2 separate regions of the Homo sapiens genome follow, and region 1 is linked to region 2. A link is a contact called in ENCODE Hi-C or POLR2A ChIA-PET data. All regions are on one chromosome and are shown on one strand. Each heading gives the region's core, a stretch centred on a gene start or an enhancer-like site at or near the end of the contact. The rest is flanking DNA. Distances are from core to core; before and after follow the strand shown.

The links. Hi-C counts contacts between places; a loop is a spot of excess contacts on that map. ChIA-PET counts read pairs that join two places held with the same protein, here RNA polymerase II (POLR2A). Pooled maps may share reads with other maps.
Region 1: a map of IMR-90 shows a loop between it and region 2 (10-fold over the local background). The contact joins two enhancer-like sites. A Hi-C loop is called at or near these places in 1 of 168 maps with a recorded cell type or tissue (IMR-90) and 9 of 50 pooled maps. POLR2A ChIA-PET finds 5 or more read pairs at or near these places in 2 of 52 experiments (GM10248 and T-cell).

The regions. Positions count from the first base shown.
Region 1 is chr7:105,793,330-105,797,054 of GRCh38, forward strand. The region is part of intron 2 of ATXN7L1 (ataxin 7 like 1); the gene reads right to left. Among named protein-coding and RNA genes, the nearest start is that of ATXN7L1, 81 kb to the right of the region's middle. RefSeq lists enhancers at 1,142-2,341, 3,411-3,725. Within about 2 kb of position 2,187, at least 11 of the 41 ENCODE cell types and tissues checked have a DNase peak (open chromatin) inside an H3K27ac peak, as active enhancers do; they include IMR-90, where a contact is called at or near this core.
Region 2 is chr7:106,008,266-106,011,792 of GRCh38, forward strand. The region is part of intron 8 of CDHR3 (cadherin related family member 3); the gene reads left to right. Among named protein-coding and RNA genes, the nearest start is that of CDHR3, 47 kb to the left of the region's middle. RefSeq lists a silencer at 1,296-1,485. Within about 2 kb of position 1,531, at least 8 of the 41 ENCODE cell types and tissues checked have a DNase peak (open chromatin) inside an H3K27ac peak, as active enhancers do; they include IMR-90, where a contact is called at or near this core.

The DNA of each region.
Region 1 (3,725 bases), core at 937-3,436, 210 kb before region 2:
GCTGTGATGACTCCTACACACTGCTTGGCCTTGTACCTTTTTCCAGGAGGGACTCAGGAGAGAGTGTGGAGAAAGCTTTCATCATTACCTCTCTTATTTTTAAAAGTTCACTAGTTCCCTCCAACACAGAGTCCTTGCTCCTAAGGACTCTCCCCCATGACATTTCACAGCAGACTTAGGAAGGCTGATCCCTCTGACTGCAGAACTTCATGTGTGTGTATGTGCACATGTGTACACATGTGGACAGAGGAAGGCTGAGAGCCACTGGGAGGCATCTCTAGGCTGTGGCTGAATGCCAAGAAAACATGTGCCCAATGAAGACGGAACTTTGTCCAAACACAATGTACAACCATCTCCCAAAGAGACAAAGCCAGACCTGTCTGCTTTGCCCTGTTTTGTCACCACAAATGGATAAACTGTGGATTAGATAGAGTGCTAGCACCACCACAGCATTATCACAGAGTGATCTGGTCACCCCCTGGCCTGATCACAGGCAGGGAGGAGGCAACTCCATTAACTCCATCTTTCAGATGAGAAAACAGAGGTACATTGGCTTCTGGGTCAATATTTTTAGTTTTTGACCCCAACCCGCTATAGACATGTAGTCATCCATCCATCTATCCATCTTTCCATCCACCCACCCACCCCACCCATCCATCCACCTATCCATCCACCCATCCATCCATCCATCATCCATCATTGAAACATGTGGTGTACACGCTGATATTTTCTGTTGTTCTATTCATTTCTTCTTATTTTACTCTATTCTATTTCATTTAAAAAATGCTCATTCAGCTCCCTAAATTAAGTTCAGGACTGTTCAATGGGTTACAACTCAAAGTTTGAAAAACACGCTTCAAGGCACTGTAGTGAGAGGCTGAGCAGAATCTGAGAGTTAAGTTGGGATTTAAAGTGGTCTGAGCTGGTCCTCAGTGGTCATCCAAGAGCCTGAAGCCAGAAACTGAATCATTAATGCCATTATGCTGCAGCCAGCTAGTACCAGCTCACAAGAGCTGAAAATGTGCAATTCTTCCCAACTCTGCATTCAGTGATGCCATGTTGGTAGCTTGAATCAGCCAAGGTGGGAGTATTTACACGATGGAAATCGGCATCCACTACAAACCAGGACTTCTTCCCGCAGAGAGCTGGTTGTTAAAACATTTACACCAGCACTTCGCTGACTAGTGTCCCCTTCTAGCATCACTGCTTCCTGGCTCGATTTCTCCAGCTATAAAATGGAAAATTATATTCATCATGTACCATACTGGGACGCAGACAGGTTTTATGAACTGAACTGAAATGGAAATCATTATATTAATTTAAAATTATGGTTACCGCATCAATTATTGACCTAAGAACTTATGCCCAACAGAGCCAGGTAAACAAGTTGATCACCTCCTGTGTCAAATGAGGCTATAAATTGTCATGGGTGGGGTGGGGGATGGGGAATTAGGTTACTGGAGTTCTTTCCAATGTCTATTGACTTAATGCTTACTCATTAAAGATTATTCAGGAGATTACTCACAGATCAGGCTTGTAGCATTAAATCAGGTCTGCTTATAAATTTATCACACTCTTCTCAGTGCCTCTGTTTCGAGCAAGCAGCCCTCCACTTCCCTTACTGAACTTCTGGTACAATTCCCATTCATGGCAGAGTCCATCACATTCACGTTATCAGCTTGGTCTGGCACTCAGCCTGCTTCCCAATAGCACTGAGGTTCTCCCAGGCCTCTGTCCACTCTCACAGCCTTCCTCCCGCTGAAATCTGCTTCTCACACCCCCAGGTGGCAGAGGAGGGAGGGATGGAACAGAACTCAGTTGTGACGTAAGGAGACACAAAGTTTGGGACAACAGAATGGTTCCTACAAAAGTAAAGTACTAACTGACTTCCCAGTGTAGTTGGTAAAGTGCTTCTGAAGTCAACACTGAAAAAGAAACTGGCAGCATGGGAGCAGCGTTTTATTCCAGATAAACAGCCTTCTAGAGAGAACACTTTTGACAAGCAAAGTCATGTGTTTATAAACTTTAGTTTATATCCAATATTCACTTTTGAAAATGGTTACAGTTAAGGAAAAGGCAGGGTGACATCTCCAATTCTCTATTTACACAGGACTTGTTTCTAAGATGGGAAGACAGCTGGTTTTGTGGATTCAGGATCAAGCTAGATGCTGCGTGCCTTTGAATTTGCCCCTGGATACCTTCCAAGGCTCGAGACTTTGACATTATGAAGCAACAACTGGTGAGAGCTCAAATGATGAAAACCTTAAGAGAGACTAAATAAGGCTTGATTCCTCCCTTTTGCAAGCAGGAATTCCAGGTGAAGCACCAGATGTACAGAGAAGCTGCAAGAAGCAGACACTACTTTGAAGGCAGTCGGACAGCCTATTGGCAATCAGTGATATCTACGCTCACCATAGAGAATCCCACGGTCGGAAAAAAGAAGACAGCAAAACAGACAACCTTAAATTCTAGTTTCTTGGAAAAAATAACACAGCTCCTGAAAATGGCCTTAGATTTCAGGGTTGTGAAACTACCTCAGTCGCTATAGGAATTACAAAAATGTCAAGATGGCATACGCTATAATGCTATAGCTATTAACATAATTTTATATAATTTAAACATTATGCTTTTCATTTTAACTTACTCTAAAAGGTACTGTAATGAAAAAAATTGGGGCTGTATTTATGTTAATTTAAACATTCCAAGCTCTTTCCAGGAAGGTAGATGTGAGCTCTACCTAAAAAGTAAGTCTTAGCTGGGCGTGGTGGCTCACGCCTGTAATCCCAGCACTTTGGGAGGCCGAGGCGGGCAGATCATGAGGTCAAGAAATTGAGACCATCTTGGCTAACACAGTGAAATCCCATCCCTACTAAAAATACAACCATTAGGTGGGCGTGGTCGTGCGCACCTGTAGTCCCAGCTACTTGGGAGGCTGAGGCAGGAGAATAGCTTGAACCGTGAGGCGGAGCTTGCAGTGAACAGAGATCGCGCCACTGTAATCCAGCCTGGCAACACAGCAAGACTCTGTCTCAAAAATAAATAAATAAATTAATTAATTAAGTCTCTGCTCACTGGGAGGTAACTGGACCCACAGATCTCGGTAGGACCTACGGATGTGACAAACCTGTGACAATGGCCAGAGGACCAGGTGCTATTGATCTTCCTTGGAAAACTATCAAAAAGCTGTGCTGGTGGCTGACAGTGGTTTTGATCTGTGGGCTTCTGCTTACATGAACTCAGACAGGCCAAATTCCTGAGAAGAACAGCAACTGTAGTTCAAGGATATGTGATTCACTCCAAGCAGATTCAAATCTGGACATAGAATGGCTGGTCCTAAGAGTCTTCCTTTCCCCTAATAATCTTTATGCACTTATTATACTGTATTTATTAATTTTTCTTTTTGCTATCAGAGTTTTCAGTTGCATTTTAATCACTTAACGGTGCATGGAAAGCTTAAGGCAATATACAAAGATGTTTCTCCTTTGCTCTGACAGAATGATTTTATTTGTTCCCCAATTCTAAAATCTCCTTAAATTCATAGAACAAAACAAGTTGGTGTCTGAAAATGACCTCAGACTCGACATCTCCTACTTCCCCAGCAGAATGTTGAGCTCCCCTCTAGGAAAATGTGATCACTTTCTGTTTCTCAGATCTCTGGAAACCAAGGGCTCCATTGTGAGAGATTCAAAATCAGTGAAATCTGCAAAGGGAAAATGAAGGAAGAG
Region 2 (3,527 bases), core at 281-2,780:
GGAAAGAGAAGGAGAGGAGGGTCAGGCTCTCTCTTTGTGAGCTGGGTGCATCCCTTCCCTGCCTGAAGATCTCCATTCCCAAAAGCAGCTCTCTGTCGCAGGACCTGCTTCCTCCACTGGCTTCCCTGGGCCTAGTGGTGGTAAGGGTGCTTCACTCTCACGAGCCCTGAGATATTGCACCATCTGATGAGATTTCCATATACTCTGTGAGCACCTTCTTCATAGTCCCTTTACTGACCCCTCCTAGAATGATCCTAATTCACCAGCTGCTTCCTGCTGACACCCCAATAACGTCAGTCACAATCTTAAGCATGTAGTAGGTTCCTATCCCAACCTAAGCCCTACAAGTCCATTAGATGGGTGGGGACAGCTGCATGGGTAGTTAGGATTGTGACTTCCACACCTTTACGTGCATAAATTGAGAGATGTCTGGGCCCAGGGGATGGAGTGGAGACAATTTGCAGCATCACACTTACACTTTCTTTGACATTTTAAATCTGTGCTAGAACTCTTGGGTGGTTCCAGTACATCCTGGGAAGCTCCTGCCCTCTTCTGCCCTCCTGCTCTTCCTTGTTCCTCTGCCCTAAGAGGTAGGGGGTGAAGGTTAAGAAGTGAGAATGCCTGGAGAGGGCTGTGCTGTCTCAAATCTTCCTTGTCCATTTTCTCTCTTCAGTGCATATCTGTTAATTGTATATTTGGCTTCCTGCAGTCCAGAGTCCCCTGGAGTATGGGAGGACAGTTTGCAGACTGTGTTCCATATTAGCTGGTGAAACTGCAATTCGAATATCCTAGACTGTCCAGGCAAGACCAAACAGAGTCCTGCACTTGATAATCTTCCCTCCAGATTAGCCCTGAAGGCCAATGTGAAATCCGTAGCTGGACTAACTGCATTTATTACTGAAGATAATCTAACCAAGGCTCAAGTTCCCTCTTTGGGCTCTTCTAGCGGGAGGAACTCTCAGCCACCCTATGAACGCCAAGATGTGAGGAAGGGCAACGAAAGGGACCCCTCCTCTGCAGTTCCAGGGGCGGAGGTCTTCAGCCTAAAGCCCAGCCTCGCGTCCCAAGGCTGCATAAGGGCGGGTGCGGAGAGGGCTGAGAAGCCCTGACCTGCAGCACCCGCCATCCTCCCAGCCTTATACCTTCTCCAGTCCAACTATGTCAAAGCCAAGCACGCAAGCAGGTCAAAACAGAACAAAGTGACAATGGCATGGTTCTGCCACAGTCTCTGACACTTGCTCTTGAATGTTTGTTCCTTCCTTGGAGGCTGTGGGCGCGGTCTCTGCTGTGGAGTTCTTGAGAGCAGGTGGCAGAGCGGGTGAGGTCAGCGCGGCTGCTGGAGGCGGTGTGCTGTGCTCCCGCAGGGAGGAGGGCGGCGTGGAGGAGGCGGGCGCCCCCTGCTGCCCGCGCGGGCTCCTGCAGGCTCCCAGCCTTTCGTACCGTGGCCCCTGAGGCTTTCCCAGGCTGATGATGAATGAGCCCAGGGCCCGACGGAGGCATCCGAGGCACGTGACAACCCCCGCTCTGGTTGTAAATTGTCAGGCGATTCAGTGAAAGCGCTTTGCAAGCTGTTTGTGAGCAAGAGGCGGAGCAGTTTGGCTGATTCAGAATGGGCTGGACACAGTCAACTTTGCATGGGGAGAGAAACATGGTCTGATGGCTGGGAGCGAGGGCAGCTCGCTTTTGAGGCAGGGATTGCTGAATGAGGGGAGTGGCTTTCCAAGTTAGGCGTTTAGGGGAAGAATACCAACTGTCAGGGACGAATGAGAGAACAGGCCAAGCAGCCCTGGAGGGCCAAGTGAGGAGGCCTCTGTTGGAGTGCCTGAAATGTCTGGCTTCGGGACCTTGGATTCTTTAAATGATGCAATCTCCTGGCTTCTGCAGAGTTGAAATCAAGGCTTAGATCCCCAAACCATCTGTGAGCCTGGATACTTATGCATGGAAGTTAAAGTTTACAGTGACTCTAACACTGCAGAGGATCAAGTCTGGATACATCCACTTTCCTGGACAGGCCTTGAAAATGCTCGGAACCACTCTTTCTTCCCCTGTGCAGTGGGGACAAGAATACAAACCTCTCTGAGATGAGGAAATTAGAGATAGTGTTTTTAAAGTGCTTGGTATGATACAGCATGCAGTTGGTGTTTAATAAGTGGTGTCTCTTCTAAGTCCCTATGAATGAAACCATGACATTGTGCAATCAAGGCAGGAATGTTCAGACTCCAATCCTGCTGAAATACAGAGGTGATCTTTGCCAATGAGGCATCGTGGAGACTCCATTACACGCTCCAGCAAGCAAACCTGTTATCCTCAGTGGCCCATGACCATTCTTGCTGTCAGACTTTGCTCCGTATGCACTGAGCCCAGAGCTGATTTTATCTGCCATGAAAAGAGGATGTGGAACAAAGAAGGGAACAGAGTTTGGTTGCAGAGAGAAGTGTATGCTCCAAGAACCAGATGCTAAGATGGGATTAAATGTGCAAGGCTATTATTAGGGGAGATGCCTGTGGCAGAAAATGGGGAGAGAGATGGACAAGGCTGGGCAAGTCATCAGATCATGATGCAAGGCTGATCTGAGTGAAGGAAAGAGGGAGAAAAGGTAGTTGGACATATTCTAGGCTGCCATGCAGTTAAGGAGTGTTCAGCTAGGGCATTGGGGGTCCTGGAGCCAGTGTCAACTGACATAGGACAGGAATGAGCCTTAGTATCTTTGCCATGACCAGTTGTTGGTACGTGGCCTCACCACAAACACAGTGATGGATTTCAGAGCCCAGCAGCTGAGGCCGATGGTCAGTTATGCTCTCATGGTTAAAGGTCTTCCAGGCACATTCTCATGACAGCCACGATATATTTTTGTAAGAAATTCTACCAAGGCAAAATATGATTAAGATAGGTAGCCAAAACAAACAAAAAAGAAAGAAAAGCCGCAAATTCCTCCCTGCTTGCTCTTTATGCATGCTCCTTTGCAATGTGATTTTGCTATTAGCTCCATCAAGAGATGGGTCTCCTTGAATCTGAGCTTGACCACGTGAATTGCTTTGACCACTGGAGCATTCACAAACATGGCACAACGGAGGCTTGAAAAATGCATGTGCCTTGGGACTTGCCCTCTCTTGTTACTTTTGGAACCAGAGACCTCCATGCAATGAGCCTAGACTAGCCTCCTAGAAGATGAGGACAAGAAGAAGCAGAAATCAAGCACCTTCCCACCACCAGGCATGTGAGTGAGGCCATCCTAGACTGTCCAGCCCCAGCCAAGCTGTCAGTGACCACAGAGACCAGCTAAGCCAAACTAAAACCGAAAGGACTGTGGGAAAACCTATAGTACTGTGAGAAACCATAAATGCTTGTTGTTTTAATTCACTCAGTTTTGGGACAGTGTGTTATGTAGTAAAAACTAATTGATATCATTTATGTCCATTTTATAGATGGAGGAACTGAAACCTGGAGACATGAGAAAGCCCCTCAATGAATGGAAGTCTCAAGGTGTTCATTGGTCTTCCTCAGAGCCTCCTACAGCAAGCTGGGCT